Linked DNA regions of Homo sapiens: region 1 is linked to region 2. A link is a loop called in an ENCODE intact Hi-C map of the cell type or tissue named here. Cell type or tissue: PC-9. All regions are shown on one strand. Links, peaks and the distances in the headings refer to the core of each region. The heading gives the core; the rest is flanking DNA. Region 1 overlaps ADGRG2 (adhesion G protein-coupled receptor G2). Region 2 overlaps ADGRG2 (adhesion G protein-coupled receptor G2).

Region 1 (8,336 bases), core at 99-8,098, 59 kb before region 2:
CTGAGTAGCTGGGATTATAGGTGCATGCAACCACACCCGGCTAATTTTTGTATTTTTAGTAGAGAAGATGGGGTTTTGCCATGTTGGCCAGGCTGGTCTCAAACTCCTGGCCTCAAGGGATCCACCCGCCTCAGCCTCCCAAAGTGCTGGGATTACAGGCATGAGCCACCGCGCCTGGTCCCTCCTTTATCTTCTTATTGCTGGTTCCTCATCATTCAGATCTCAGTTTAAATATCTCCTCTTTGATGACCTGATCCAAAATAGCCACCAGGTTACCTTCTATATCATCTCACCTTACTCTAATTCTCAATGCTGTATTTATTATCTGTTAATTTCCTTGTTGATTTGTACATTTATTGTTCTCTTCTCCTCCTTCCACCCTCCTCACACTAGAATGTGAGCAGGGTCCACATCTTTACCCCCAGTGCCTAGAATAGTATTTGGCATGTAGTATTCAATTTTGGTGTTTAATAAATATTTGATGAATAAATGATACATTTAATCCTTCATGCATGATTCTCAGCACATGGAAGATACTCACTAAATGTCCTCTTGTTGTCTTTCCCCAAGAGTACATTCTTGTGTCTGGGGCTAGTCTAGAAGTTTCCAGTGAAGACAATCATCTGATAAAGAGATTCATATTTCTGTGTTAGGATCCTGATTATTAGGGTTTCTAGACAAAGGGGAATTACATTTTACCAAGAAAAAAACAGTGATAGAATTCCAGGGATCATTAGTGTCACATTTTTCAGTGTGGGACTTTCCTGGCCCTCCTAACTACAAGACTGGTTCTCAGATTCCACAAAATCGACATGTTTTATCTTGGGATTCTGTCGTGTAAATTTTTGAAACACTTCATTTGGGAGGATCACGTGGATTTTTAGGTGGGAAGAAGGGGATAGCAAAGGAAGTGGCATTCTTCTCTGCCTTTGTTAATAGTATCATTTCCTGTGCCCATTTCAACGTTAGCTCTGGTATAACACAAGTGATAAGCCGTGTGTGTTATTGAAATCTGAGAAAAGGGCACCAAAAAATGTTTAGTACTTTGTACTGGTCTAAAATTCATGACTTGAATATGTGGGGAGAGAGTGAGGAAGATTGGGAAGATGTATACTGAAGTGGTTTCCCTTTGAGGTATTATTTGAAGATTGGTGTGATTTTTGGGAAAGCTCTTGTAGTGGATTTTAAAGCTTCCAGGAAAAAATCTGTACCAATGAACACGACTAATGATTTTGTCAGCAGATGATTCGCTTTTTGACAGAAATATACCACATGTTTTTGGGGTATTTGGAGAAACCATCACCCTTGACCCAGTAGGATTTTTTTTTAAACTGGGCCAAATGCTTATTGTATTCACAGTTCATACATGAGTCAAGAGCTGGGCGCCATTACTCAGCTTGTGATATTGATCACCTGTTCATCACGATTCATCATTTCAAGCAGCCATCCTTATGAAAGCAGGCAAGTGTGTCAAGTAGTATTTCATGGACATATTTAGAGCGTTCTTCTTCTTCCTTCTTCTTTCTTCTTCTTCTTCTTTTTTGAGATGGGGTCTCCCTATATTGCCCAGGCTGGTCTTGAACTCCTGGGCTCAAGTGATCCTTCTGCCTCAGCCTGAGTGTTACTCTCTTTGACTTATCCATAAAAGTGGATCCAATGTGTCTACATATATTTTTTAAATTAAACTTTTATTGAAGTACAAATTATACACATTACAAATGTACAGCTCAATGAATTTTCACAAACTGTGCATATCCCTGTCACCAGCCCCCAGATCAAGAATCCCACACAAGCAGCCTTTAGAAGCCCTCCTCTTGCCTCCTTTCACTCACTGCCCCCCAAGGGTGACTACTGTTCTCCCTCAAATGCCACATATTGTGCCTGTTCTTAAATTTCCTATATGTGGTACCAGACAGGCTACCTGACTTCTGCTCAGTATTGTTTGTGAATTTCCTCCATATCGTTGCATGTGGTTATAGTTGGGTGATTGTCACTGCCGAATAATATTCCGTTGCATGATTACCATGGTTTATCCTTTCTACTGCTGATGGCCTTTGTTTGGTTTCCAGCAGTTTTGGCTTTTATGAGTGGTGCTGTGGGTGATTCTCTTGCCTATCTTGTAGTGAACATATATGTGCATTACTACCAGGTAAATACCTAAAAGAATGCTTTAAATAGATTATTAATAGTTTTTATGGTTACTGTCAATTATTTTCTCCTCTGAATGCAATTAGGATTAGTAGCCACCTTTGGACATAACTCACACATCTGTATCCATAGACAATGATGAGACTTTCTTTCTGTAACTTTTTTTTTTTCTTGAACTCCTCAAGCAACCTGCCCGCCTCAGCTTCCTAAACTGCTGGGATTACAGGCATGAGCCACCGCACCTGGCTTTCTGTAACTTTTTTTATTAAGTTCTAGCATTAGTTGTTTTTACACTTTAATTTTCTTTTTTCTTTTTTTTTTTTTTTTTGAGACGGAGTCTCACTGTCACCCAGGCTGGAGTGCTGGAGTGCAGTGGCGCGATCTCGGCTCACTGCAACCTTGTGTCACCTCCCGGAGCGATTCTCCTACCTCAGCCTCCTGAGTAGCTGGGACTACAGGTGCGTGCCACCACACCTGGCTAATTTTTTGTATTTTTAGTAGAGACTGGGTTTCACCGTGTTAGCCAGGATGGTCTCGATCTCCTGACTTTGTGATCCGCCCGCCTCAGCCTCCCAAAGTGCTGGGATTACAGACGTGAGCCACCGCGCCCAGCCTATACTTTAATTTTTTTCTAATAATTGGTTTCTATGCTGATTTTTTCCTTTACCAACTACCTATATCATATCATCATTTTAAAATATCTTAAGAATTTTAGCTTGCTTTTTCTTTTCCTGCCTGCCCCCACCATCCCCACCCCCAGCTGTATTTCTTTTGAAATGAAAAAAAAAAAAAAAACAAAAAACAAAACTCCTGGAACTGCTGAATGTGTTTTGCAGATATAGAGGTAAAGGTTTACCACCCGAATAGCTTTAGAATGGTACAGGCTTATTCAGCACTGATTCCTAGTCTTGCCAAGGAAAAGTAAAAAGGACAAAGAAAGGAAGAAAGAAGGAGGGTTAAAAAACTAAATTATGCTTTATTTTGTGGTGTATTGGTTGACAGTAGTATTTTTCTCTGTCTCCTCTCAGCTAATCTGGTCATTTGACCAACTGGATAGAGCAAATATTGTCTGAAATGAAGCAAATACATTCCATTTGATTTTGGTGGGAGACAAATTTTTAGGCAGGGAAAACGATTAGCAGATAGTGTCATGCACAGCAGTGCCTTTCAAATGCCAACATGCAAAACGATTGCCTGGGGATCTTGTTAAAATGCATATGCGGATTCAGCAGGTTTGGGACTGGCCAGAGATTTCTGCATTGCAGCTCCTAGGTGAGGTGATGCTGCTGTTGGGGCGGGGGAGCTGCACTTTGAGTAGCGAAGCTTTAGAACATAGCTGCCTCCATGTTCCTGGGGATTATATGGAGCATTTGCCCGTTGCCCACTGATGGATGATAAACAGCTCTCCCAAGTACCCCTCTGGGCTTGTCCTCTCAGCACTGCCGGCAGAACCAGGTTGTGTGTAGCCTGCATTAAAGCAGCAGACAAAGCCCAGGGCTCTTCTTTTTTTTTTGAGACAGAGTCTCACTCTGTCACCCAGGCTGGAGTGCAGTGGCATGATCTCGGCTCACTGCAACCTCCACCTCCCGGGTTCAAGTGATTCTCATGCCTCAGCCTCCCGAGTAGCTGGGATTGTAGGTGCCCGCCACCACCGCCCAGCTAATTTTTGTATTTTTAGTAGAGACGGGGTTTCACCATGTTGCCCAGGCTGGTCTCGAACTCCTGGCCTCAAGCGATCTGCCCACCTCGGCCTCCCAAAGTGCTGGGATTACAGGCGTGAGCCACTGCACCCAGCCGCAGTGCTCTTTTTTTAACCTGGAATAGCAACTTCTTTCAAATCTCCCTCACCTGGACTCTCCTCAAATATCTCATAACACCTGAAGAAAAACCACTAACCTCAAACACACGCCAAACCGAAACACACACACACACACACACAAACACACACTATCCCAGATACTGACATGGAGAAAGGAGTGGGGTGGGGCAGGCATTAAGCCACTCTTTTTTCTCCTGGCTTCACTATCGCACACTTCCTCATTCATTCCAGAGCAACTAGGTGTCTGTTTCAACATCCCTGGCCCCACCATTATAGTACACACCAGTCACCTTCCAGCCACGAGCTGCACATTTCTCTGTGGGGGCCCTCTTTACACATCCATGCTGCAGGTTGGAAGTGCCAGGGAATTAACAGCTCCCACCCCACCCCAGGAGCAGCCTTCAACCAATGCCTGATGCAAGTCAGTGGATCCATACCCTCAAGTGGGATAATTCAGACCGGTGTTCTACACTGGCTCCCAGAATTCCCCAGAAGGACTAAACTCCCATTGCCCCCAGTGGTGACTGGCTTGATAACGCCATCTATTGGCTGCCTTCCTGCCCCAACTCACGTGTCCATTCTATCTGTGTTTCCTGGGGTCACAGCCCAGATAAACTACTTATCTCGAATATGTGCCAAAGAGTTACCTTCTTCTTCTTCTTCTTTTTTTTTTTTTTTTTTTTTTTGAGACAGAGTCTCGCTCTGTCGCTTAGACTGGAGTGCAGTGGTGCGATCTTGGCTCACTGCAACCTCCGCCTCCCAGGTTCAAGTGATTCTCCCAACCCAGTAGCTGGAATTACAGGTGCACGCCACCATGCTAATTTTTGTATTTTTAGTAGAGACGGGGTATTTCAGCTAATTTTTGTATTTAAAAAAATTTTTTTTATTATACTTTAAGTTCTGGGGTACATGTGCAGAACGTGCAGGTTTGTTACATAGGTATACACGTGCCGTGGTGGTTTGCTGCACCCATCAACTCATCACCTACATTAGGTATTTCTTCTAGTGCTTTTCCTCCCCTAGCCGCCCATCCCCCTACAGGCCCCCGTGTGTGATGTTCCCCTCCCTGTGTCCATGTGTTCTCATTGTTCAACTCCCACTTATGAGTGAGAACATGTGGTGTTTGGTTTTCTGTTCTTGTGTTAGTTTGCTGAGAATGATGGTTTCCAGCTTCATCCATGTCCCTGCAAAGGCCTATTTAACATGGCCTAAATAGCAACTAATTATAGTTGGATGATTGTCACTGCCAAATAATATTCCACTGCATGACTACCATGGTTTATCCTTTCTACTGCTGATGGCCTTGTGTATAATTTGTACTACAATAAAAGTTTAATTTAAAAAATATACATAGACACATTGGATCCACTTTCATGGATGAGTCAAAGAGAATAACACTCAGGCTGAGGCAGAAGGATTGCTTGAGCCCAGGAGTTCAAGACCAGCCTAGGCAATATGGGAAGACTCCATCTCGAAGAAGCAGCAGCAGCAGAAAAAGAAAGAAGGAAGAAGAAATACAAAACACATAATTTTTGTATTTTTAGTAGAGACGGGGTTTCACTATGTTGGCCAGGCTGGTCTCGAACTCCTGGCCTCAAGCAATCTGCCTACTTCGGCCTCCTAATGTGCTGGGATTACAGGCATGAGCCACCACGCCCAGCCTTGGAGTTACTTTTTTTTTTTTTTTTTTTTTTTTTGAGACAGAGTCTCGCTCTATCACCTAGACGAGAGTGCAGTGGTGTGATCTTGGCTCACTGCAACCTCCACCTCTCGGGTTCAAGCGATTCTGCTCCCTCAGCCTCCCAAGTAGCTGGGACTACAGGCACCCGCCACCACCCCCAGCTAATTTTTGTATTTTTAGTAGAGACGGGGTTTCACCATGTTGACCAGGCTGGTCTTCAACTCCTGGCCTCACTCAAGTGATCCACCCACCTTGGTCTCCCAAAATGTTGGGATTACAGGCATGAGCCACCACACCCAGCAGAGTTACCTTCTGAAGGAACCCAACTAAGGCAAAACTGGTCAACAGTCAGGAATTCCTTTTGTTAATTTTAATAAAATCCTATTATAAAAAAAGGGGGAGCCCCATGGGGTTTCTTCTGAGGGGCATCTCACCAGTATCTAGATATTTTGTCTGCGTGACACCAAACAGTCAGATGGCTGGAAATAAGCCTGATAATGGAGAGAATGCTTCTCTGTTCCCGGGCTGTTTTGGGATCTGGTCAACAGAGTTGATTTTCTGGACACCCCAGTCAAGCTAGTTCAGGTCTTTTTGACCTGTACCCAGAGGGTGTATCTCTGAGTTCTGCCTCAGAAGCTTGATCACATCCCGGGGGCTCCTACAAACCACATCCTGGCTGCAGCCAACTCCCTTCCACAGGCCTCCCTCACTGAGTTTCTCTGTGGTGGGTTCTCTGCATAGCCTCTTGGGATGAGGAGTCCTTCTCAGACCTTTACAGAACAGAGCCCCTGACACTCAGTTTCAAGGGCCTACCTACATCCGTTTCCGAAGCTTTGCATCGATGGTCACTGCTCCTCTTAGCCATGTCCTCAGCTTTCTCCTCCTCCTGCCTTCTTCCCCAGACTGAAGTGGATCTGAACCTTGGCACAATCTATGCCTCTTAGTGCATTTTAGGGGATTTTAGGGCTGCCTGGGCCCCTCTATATGTTCAGACGTGTGATAGGACCCAGCCTTTTCCCCTCAAGACCTTGTATTTGAAATTCCCCATTCTATGGTTTGTCTCATCTTTGGAACCCACAGCAGGCAGAGATGTTTGGGAGGGTGGCCTCACTGGGCACACTGTCCTGGATGTCTCACAGTTTTGCATACCTCTGCCAGGCTGTGCTGCCCCCAGGCCAGACTCCTGTTTCTCTGTTTGGGCATCTTGGGGGTCCTAATTAGACACTTAGTCCTTTGGATTTGGTATTTTGAGAGTACACGTGGTATCAACAGGGCTAGCTTTAATGTTAAAACATCTATTAAAACAATAAGGGTGGATGGCTAGGTGACTGCTACTGTTACTAAAAGAGGTCCCGATCCAGACCCCAAAAGAGGGTTCTTGGACCTCATACAAGAAAGAATTAGGAGCAAGTCCATAGAGTAAAGTGAAATCAAGTTTATTAAGAAAGTAAAGGAATAAAGAATGTTTGCTCCGTAGGCAGAGCAGTGGCATGGGCTGCTCGACTGAGAATACTTAGAGTTATTTCTTGATTATATGCTAAACAAGAGGTGGATTATTCGTGAGTTTTCTGGGATGGGGCAGGGAATTCCCGGAACTGAGAGTTCCTCCCCTTTTTACACTGTAAAGGGTAACTTCCTGATGTTGCCATGGCATTTGTAAACCGTCATGGCGCTGGTGGGAGTGTTTTTAGCATGCTAATGCATTATAATTAGCGTATAATGAGCAGTGAGGACAACCAGAGGTCATTTTTGTCGTCATCTTGGTTTTTGGTGCATTTTGGCTGGCCTCTTTACCGCATCCTGTTTTATCAGCAGGGTCTTTGTGACCTGTATCTTGTGCCGACCTCCTGTCTCATCCTGTGACTAAGAATGCCTAACCTCCTGTGAATGCAGCCCAACAGGTCTCAGCCTTATTTTACCCAGTCCCTATTCAAGATGGAGTCACTCTGGCTCAAATGCCTCTGACACTACCCTGTAACTTTCTTAGTCAACTTGGGCTGCCAGAACAAAATACCATAGATTGAGTGGTCTAAACAACAGAAATTTATTTCTCTTAATTCTGGAGGCCGAGAAGTCCAAGATCAAGATGCTGGCATGGTCAGGTTCTGGTGAGTTCCCTCTTCTGGGTTTATAGACAGCTGCCTTCTCACTGTGTCCTCAGTTGGCAGAGAGAGGTGGGGGAAGCGGGGAGGGAGAGGGAGAGGGAGAGACAGGTTACCCTGGGGGTTAGGGCTTCAAAATATGAATTTGGCAGGAGGGACACACAAGTCCACAGCAATAACTGTGCATGACTCCACCCCCATCTCCCCACCCCCACCAGTATCTCATCTGTTGATCTGGCTGAAATCTGAAATTCCACAATTAGAGATTCATTTCCTTGGTTTAAAGTGTTATAATTTAAATGAGCACAGAACCTGGTCGATGGGCCTCCATGCGAGGCCTTCTCCTGAGAGCCAGTGAAAAAGTATGAGGTCACTGGGCACCTACAAGTTGGGAATGGCCCCCACCTAGAAGACACAAAGAGTACTAAAGAGGAAATTGATTTTCTTCAAGTGAGGTGGGCTTGTTAACTTTGCCAAGGCCTGTCCTAGTCCTCAGAGTTATGTTCATATCAGTTCCTGCAAAATACCCCTTAAAATAAGAGAAATGAGTCCTTCATCTTGCTTTTTTGCATCTATGAGTGATGTG
Region 2 (8,336 bases), core at 106-8,105:
AGGCTTTGGACTTGGAACCCATAGGGAAGTGATTTCTGAGGTTTACAGAGTGTCATGGGGCCGGGCGCGGTGGCTCACACCTATAATCCCAGCACTTTGGAAGGCCGAGGCGGGCTGATCACGAGGTCAGGAGATCGAGACCATCCTGGCTAACACGGTGAAACCCTGTCTCTACTAAAAATACAAAAAATTAGCCGGGCGTGGTGGTGGGTGCCTGTAGTCCCAGCTATTCAGGAGGCCGAGGCAGGAGAATGGTGTGAACCAGGAAGGCGGAGCTTGCAGTGAGCCGAGATCGCGCCACTGCAGTCCGGCCTGGGCGAAAGAGCGAGACTCTGTCTCAAAACAAAAAGAGTGTCATGGGCACCATGTGCGACATGGAACCAGGAGGTGGGGGACATGAGTTTTAATCGTATCACCACGCAGCAGTCTCCTCTTACACAAAGCACTCACCTGGAGCCCTGGACTTGTCATTTGTAACCAGATGATGCCCTCTTCAGCTTTACTCTTCTCCAGTTCTCTGAGACTGTGAGGTCCGGGCACTGTCCATTCCAACTCCGACATGTCAGCCATGGCTGAATCAGTGCTTCTCCATCCATCTTCTTTTCACATCGGAATTGCTAGAGGAGCTGTCAAAAATGCAGATGCCCAGGTTGAAATGATCAGGGGTGGGATCTGGACATCAGTCATTTAATTTAAAAAAAATTTTTTTAGAGATGGGTTCTTGCTGCGTTGCCCAGGCTGGTCTCAAACTCCTGGCCTCAAGTGATCCTCCTACCTAAGCCTCCTGAGTAGCTGGGATTTGAGGTGCTAGCCACCACGACTGACTACATCAGTAATTTCCCTGGGGGTGATATTAATGTGCAGCCAGGGTTGAGAATCGGTGAGCTCCGCCATTGTGTCCATCTAAGTGTGTACAGGAGTCAATCAAAGGAACCCAAGTGTAGCCATTGCTTTTCGTGCCCCTGTGACATCCTTTTGAGCCATCTATGAGACCAGCCACAGAAGAGGTGGACAGTTCTATGCTCGCAGACTTCTGTCTGCCTCTGGGGTTTCCCCCGAGCCCTGGCAGCCTGCTCAGCTGTCACAGGAAGAGCCCAGGAGTGCAGAGGAAGTAATGGCCCAGGAGCAAATGTCAACTGTTGGGGAGGGAGACTTGGATAAATGCCCCAGTCTCCAGCCCTTCCTAGAGACAATTCTAGAAGGCATTCTCTATGCTTCTCAGAGGTCTCTTTGGACTTGAGCTCCCACTGTCCACAACAAACACCCCAAACTTGGCTTCCATCCTTCCCTGTCTCTTTCTCCCTGCCTCCTGGGATTACCTCCCAAAGAAAGTACTTGCACTCCAGTCTTGATCTTAGGCCCTGCGACCCAGAGAACCTAAACTAAGATGCCAAGTGATCACTGCTCAATTGTGAACTGGCAAAGAGTGGTGTGAACTAAGGGAAATTGGAAAAACTGCTCGCCACAGCCAAACCACTGGTGCACGCACCCCTGCCACCTTTCCAGGCACTTCTGCACTTAAAACTCCCACAAGCGACTCTTGCTAACCCATACATGACAGATGCTTTGATGAGAAGGAAAGTGTCAGCTGGCTAGCAGCAGAATCACTCTAGACACTAGTGGAGTTGGGGAGGAGAGGGTTCTTTCTTCACACTCTATCTTTTCTGGAGGAAGCAGAGATAACCCTACAGCAGGGGTGTCCAATCTTTTGGCTTCCCCGGGCCACATTAGAATAAGAAGAATTGTCTTGGGCCACACGTAAAATACACTAACATGATAGCTGATGAGCTAAAAAAAAAAAAATCACAAAAAAATCTCATAGTGTTTCAAGAAAGTTTATGAATTTGTATTGGGCCACATGTGGCCTGTGGGCTGCGGGTTGGAGAAGCTTGCCTAGGTCATGCATTCTCAGTGGAGGCGCTATCATCCCCATTGGGGTGGAAAATTGGTTCTTGGTAGCAAAACAACAACAACAAAAAAAAAAAAAAAAAAACACAAAAAACGCTTATATATGACACAGGGCCAGGACTAGGATGAGGCAAGTCAGGGGCCCAGGGAAGAAAATATTAAGGAGACAGCCACTCCCAGGGCTGTGGATGTCCGCATATGGATAAACATATTAACTCGCCAGATGGCAACGAGCCTGTGCATAAAGAGATGAAAAGGATCAGGCAGAGGCAGAAAGTGTTGCAGTTTGAAATAGACTGGTCTGGAACAGCCTCTCGGAGAAGGTGACATTTCAGTAAAATGTGTAGGAGGCTCTGTAGCAAACCAAGGGGCCTTCTGGGGGAAAAGTGTTCCAGGCAGGTGGAACAGCAAAGGCAAAGGCCCTGAGGTGGGAATATGCTTGGTGTGTTGGAGAAACGGCAGGGAGGCCAGGATGGCTGAGTGAGGGGAGGGCAGGAGAAGATAAGGTTGGGGTAGAGAGCTGTCTGTTTCATGGAAATGTTGGGGCGATTCCATTGAGTGAGGAGCACAGGTATAAGGCCAGTGTCATCAGTGTCCAATAAAGGTGAGTCGGCCTCCCGCTTTCCCCACTCCCAAAGCGCTAAGCAGCATTTACATGTCGTCAGACTGAAATAGCTCTAGAAGCTACCAGCCTTCGGAAGTTACACCAATCACTTCGGAAGTGAACAGAAATCATGGCTAGCATTCTAAATGAAAAGCACAGCCATGACGCTCCATTATCAGCACGGGCCAGGACCAGCAGCGTAGATTGCTAGCCATGTGTCTAGTTTCAGAGGCACTGGGAAGGGCGGGGAATGATCCCCCAGTATCCTCTACTGGTCAGAAAGTTAATTTCAAGGCTCTCATTCTTCCTAAAGTACACATCCCTCCTGGTGGAGCACGGTGGACACCCAGTAGGTCAGTGGCCCTTCCTTCTCTTCAGCCCACAGCCCAAGATGAGAAGCGGCCTGGTGTAGTGAAGCTGGAGAGCCTGCCTCACATCCTAGTCTGCCCTTTTACATGTAATCTTGGGCAAGTTACTTGACTGCTCTTTTCCTCCATTTCCCTATCTGTGAAATGGGGATAACGTACCTCATAGGGTTGTTATGAGGGCTAAATGAGCTAATATTTACGCAGTGCCCGGTCATATAGTAATGCTGTATAAGTGCTTGTTAATTAAAGATAGACCCCCTTTGGGGGCTCTAATCTTCCCAGGAAAAAATGCATATGAACACACATTTGCATTTTATTTCGGGGCATTTATGGACGCTCCAAAATGCATCTCGTGGACCCTTGGGGAAGGGACAGTTCATAAAGCCCTGAGAGAACCAGGATGAGTTCTGGAGGGATCAAGAGCCAGGGGGATGGGTGGGCGATACTGTGCGAAGGCAGGAGAAAAGCAAGAATTGGGGGCTGGGGGCTCAAGAACACATTTCACCTTCTTCCCGTTCTGGCCAAAGCCCACCTAGAACTGCGGATTGCTTGCACTTTGGGAAGTTCCATCAGCTAAGAGCCGAAGTTTTTTTTAATGATGTCATTATTAATCATTTAATAAATACATTATGTAAGAGTACTTATTGAGCAGTGTCCCAGCGCGAGTAAACATGTTTTGGATATGCCAAATTAGAAATGTTTTCATTCAGTTTTGGGGGTTATGTAGTAAACTCGGAAAATGCCGTTCCTGGAAGAGTGTCTGTTATCCCAAGCCCTTAAGAGCCAGTGTAATAACAACAAAAATATTGTTCTGTTTGGGGTTCCCATATAAGAGTGCCTAGGCGTGGTGGCTTGTTTTTAATTATCTCTCTATGGAACAGTAATTCAATCCAGAGGAGGACTGCCACCAGATTACAAGTTTCAGTTGGGTTGAAAATATTCATGCAAGGAGAGCTAGTTGTAATCTTTTTAGATCCACTCCCAAAAGATTAAGCCTTTTTCTTTCCCATCCAACTTGGGGAAGAATGTGGTGGAAGTAAATACTCATAGTAGTACCACAATCATAGGTGTAAGACAACCATCTCACATTTGAAGTCTTAATATCTACCACGGTGTCAAATAGCAGGGAGAAAAATGAACACTTCAGAAACACCCAGACATGATCTTGCATAACTTTGGTGCAGGTAGTTTATTTGGGAGGTGATCCCAGGAATCAGGAGTGAAGGAGCAGGCATTAGGAAAAGAGAGAAGGGAGAAGGCATTAAGAAAAGAGGAAAAGTCATTAACAGGTATGTTATTGAGGTCACCACTGTAGGCAATGGGGGCTCACAATGGCTGACTTTTTAATGCTGTTTTTGATATGTATTTGGGTGGACATTTTAGCATACATTTGTAAGACCTGTTAAGGCATCTATCTGCTGTGATCGGCAGCTATAACTACTCCTCCAAACTTTGAAATCTGAGTCATAGTCATCCAAGAAGTATTCTTGAGTCTTTGCTCTGTTGACTCTGCATTAGTCATTTTGCCTTGTTACTTTCAGATCCATTCCCCATCCTTCCCTTACTCTGTATCACAGGGACCTGACCCCTTGCAATATCTTTCATGTCTCCTTGCCAACTGGCTTCCAGCTAGGTTCGGCCAGTGGGTGTCAGTGACAGGAGATTGGAGTGCAAGAGGAAAGGGGAAGTCAGGGTATTTCTCCCCCTCTCTCGGTTTGGCTGGCATCTCTAATGGGGGCTGTGCCTCTTCCATGATTCCAGTCTCACTGGACAGACCCCTTCCAACATCCCGTGGCCTGAACTCCTGCCTTGTGGCTCTGTTCATCGGTATCTGGTAATATTACCTCCCCCCTTTGCTCTTCCAGAATCTTCCTGCTGTTGCTCACCTCTGGATTGCTCCAGTTCTTCATCTTTGCAACATTTCCCTGTGTTACATTCCTGCTCTTGAACTACCTGTCATGGGTTCCCAACTGATCTCTGACTGACGGAGATTTCTTAAGGATTTCATTAGTCATTGCAAAAATATTTTAGGACATCAACCACAAACAAGACACTGGACTAGATTCCTGGAAGGTAATAAATAAAGCATCAAGCAGCTTAGCGTCTAGTTGGGTAAACAAGGCACACAGTGGAAAAGTTAAATGACATCTTTCCAAATGCCAAGTGAAAGAAGGGCGTAGTCAATGAATACTTGAAGATATAAAGAGGAGAGAGCCAGCTCCATCAGCTTTTGTAACCAGGGCATGCTTTAGAGGGCCAGGGAGCCGACATAAAGGGGTCATCTCCCAAAACTTACAATTTTGTAAAACAAGGTGAAAAATTGGAATTTTATTTGAAATTTCCTGATTTTTAAATGTTGGTGAGTAATTCAAATTTTCAGTAACTTGGAGCTGGGCATGGTGCCACACCTCTGTAGTCCCAGCTACTCAGGAGGCTAAGGCAGGAGGATCACTTGAGCCCAGGAGCTTGAAACCCCCATTTCTGAAAAAATTTTTTAAAAATATCCAGGTGTAGTGGTATGTGCCTATAGTCCCAGCTACTCAGGAGGCTGATGTGGGAGGATCCCTTGAGCCCATGAGTGGGAGGCTGCAGTGAGCTATGATTGTGCCACTGCACTCCAGCCTGGGCAACAGAGCAAGACCCTGTCACTAAAAGAATAATAATAACAAAAAACTCCAGCATGATTCCCACTATGTAGACAAGATAAAACTTGTTTGGAGGCTGAATTGAGACTGTGGGTGTACAATTGGTGGATGGATTACTGTATGGGGGAAGAAATGGGATGCAGAGAATGTTAGGATTCCTTCCAATTAGAAGGTTCTAAGGTTCTAATTTTACACCCGGGTATGAGGCAGTGACGGCCTGGGTATGGAAGGGGGCAGTGAGCATGGGGAGAAGGGACAGATGAGAGAGAGATTAAAGAAGATTAATAATAAAACCCTATGGCCAGGCGCGGTGGCTCACACCTGTAATTGCAGCACTTTGGGAGGCCAAGGCAGGCGGATCACTTGAGGTCAGGAGTTCCAGACCAGCCTGGCCAACATGGTGAAACCCCGTCTCTACTAAAAATACCAAAATTAGCCAGGCGTGGTGGCAGGTTCCTGTAATCCCAGCTACTCGGGAGGCTGAGGCAGGAGAATCACTTGAACCCGGGAGGAGGAGCTTGCAGTGAGCCGAGATTGCGCCACTGCACTCCAGCCTGGGCGACAGAGCGAGACTCTGTCTCAAAATAATAATAATAATAATAATAATAATAACAACACCCCCCATTTCTGTATTCGATTATGGTCTACAGAGTTTGTCATTGGAACTGGGATAGAGTAGAGCCTCAGAGGTTAGGCTCAGAAGTCAAACTGCCTTCGTTCAAATCTCAGGTCTACAAGCAATGATCTGTGAGGCCTTGAACAAGTTTCTAAACCTCACCCATCCTGTTTCTCAAGCACTAACAAGGAATGATGTTAATGATATCACCTACCTCTTCAGGGTCGAGGAGTCCTTCTCATGGCATAACTCTGACCCACTCTTCTGCCTGCCTCTTCCACTTTTAAGAACTCATGGACTAGATTGGGCCCACCCAGGTAATCCAGGATAATCGATCCATCTCAGGATCCTCAGTGTTCATCACATTTGCAAAGTTGTTGGCTGATTAAATAATAAAGTATGTTTGAAGTCCTTCATGTGGTAAGCCTGGATCACAGGAAGCGTGGATCAGTTTTTGCTATTCCTGTTATGCCATGTACATTCTCTCTTTGAGAATCCTTGCAACAGCCCCATGCTACAATGAGAAGACTGCCCAGGATGCAATGACTGGATATGGAGGTGGGAGTTGGGGATGGGGAGGAGTCAGGAGCAATGGCCAGAGAGTTAGCATCTTGGTTTGTAGACTCGACTCTATTGTTAAAAGTAACTCTTTGTTTCTGGGCTCTTCACTTGACCCCTGTAGGATTTTCTCTCTTGAAGGGCGGTTCCTTGCAACTCATTCTCCATAATTTAGGAAACTGGGTTTCTGAGTATGGTGGAAAGACTGATGGCTCCCCAAAAATGTCCACATCCTAAAATCCCTGGAACCTGTAAATATGTTACCTTACATAGCAAAGGGAACTTTGCAGGTGTGATTAAAATGAAAGACCATGAGATTATCGTGGACTACTTGGGTGGGCCTAATAGCTCTTAAAAGTGAAGAGGAGTCAGAGTGATGCCACCTGAGAAAGACCTGGCCCTGTCCCATCATGGCTGACTTTGAAGATAGAGGAATGGGGCATGAGCCAAGAAATGTGGGGGGCTTCTAGACTCTGGGAATTGAAGGAATGGCCCTCAATGTATTGCTAGCAAGAAAATGAGGACCTTGGTCCTACAACCACAAGGATCTGAATTCTGCTTATCCTGAATAAGCAGGAAATGGATTCTCCCCTAGAGTTTCCAGAAAAGAATGTGGCCTAGCATCATCAGCATTGATTTTAATCTGGTGAGACTCCTACTGGACGTCTGACATGCAGAACTCTAAGATAACAATTTTGTGTTTGAAGCCAGTAAGTTAATGGTACAGCAGCAACAGCAAACCAGTACTGAAGTTTTCAACTTAAATGTTTGGCGGGTGTTACTGGCAATACTTTTGAGTTCAGGAACTGATCAAGGGTGGAAATGATGTGGGGTGATGAGGGATGAGTTCTTGGATATACTGAGTTGGAGAAGCAATGACAGCAAGACATTCACATGGCAGTGCTCGAACCACACTTGGCCATGTGGGATTAGAGTTTAGAAGGTAGTGGCAATAACTGAAAAAAAAAAAATGCCTGGGAGGGGATGTAGGGAAAGAGACTCCATTGATGGGGCCAGTTTCTTGAGTTTCCAGTTCGTCTGGCTCCATTTGGCTTCTATTCTAAGCCAAACTCCTGCTCATCCTAATTGGAATATATGGACTTTGTTTTAAAAAAATCACTAGGGAGTCATACTGAGTAAATTTTATAGACACGGCACCATAATTTTATTTATTGACTTAAATTGAGACTTCCATAAATGAATAATGCTTGAAAATTGGCTCTTTGTAGGTTCCAAAGGAAAATCTGAAAATTTTAAATGTTTTTCCTTTCTTTGTTTATGAATCTTTTTAACAATGGAAATGTTTTGTCTCCTAAGAGTGGCATGGAGCTCAAATATATGACTCACTGGATATGACGACCACCTCTTTAAGTTGTAACAAATGGGAAGTGAGTTAGGAGAGGGCCCAAGAGAAACATAAGCTGATCCTCAGAAAAGTGTAAGTCCTGTGGGGATACCTCTAGGTTGGACCAGGAGTGAGGTGGAGCATCATAATGAGAGACAGAAAAAGTGAATAAATGTTAGTGACTGAGCAGCTGGGTTCCTAAAGGAAAAAGAAATGCCAAAAGAAAAAAGCAGAGAAGAATCATTTAAAAATCTCTAGCTTTAATTTACTAGATTCCCTCCCTTCATCAAAG

Evidence for each region. Peaks named below come from ENCODE experiments on the same cell type or tissue, not always from the same donor. Only the 100,000 strongest peaks of a DNase experiment are listed, where the experiment ranks them.
Region 1: it touches region 2 in a loop (14-fold over the local background); 1 of 110 quality-filtered maps calls a loop at or near these places.

What each region holds. Positions count from the first base shown.
Region 1 is chrX:19,102,245-19,110,580 of GRCh38, reverse strand. The region is part of intron 1 of ADGRG2 (adhesion G protein-coupled receptor G2); the gene reads left to right. Among named protein-coding and RNA genes, the nearest start is that of ADGRG2, 16 kb to the left of the region's middle. RefSeq lists an enhancer at 2,959-3,588. In PC-9, for the core only: no CTCF peak of the experiment used is centred there; a DNase peak (open chromatin) is centred at 4,140.
Region 2 is chrX:19,043,096-19,051,431 of GRCh38, reverse strand. All of the region lies in intron 3 of ADGRG2 (adhesion G protein-coupled receptor G2), which reads left to right. LOC101928415 (a long non-coding RNA gene) reads right to left here. Exons shown (of 4, transcript XR_001755808.2): 3 at 451-626. Among named protein-coding and RNA genes, the nearest start is that of PHKA2, 63 kb to the right of the region's middle. In PC-9, for the core only: no CTCF peak of the experiment used is centred there; DNase peaks (open chromatin) are centred at 4,031, 4,381 and 4,911; H3K27ac peaks cover 1,635 bases.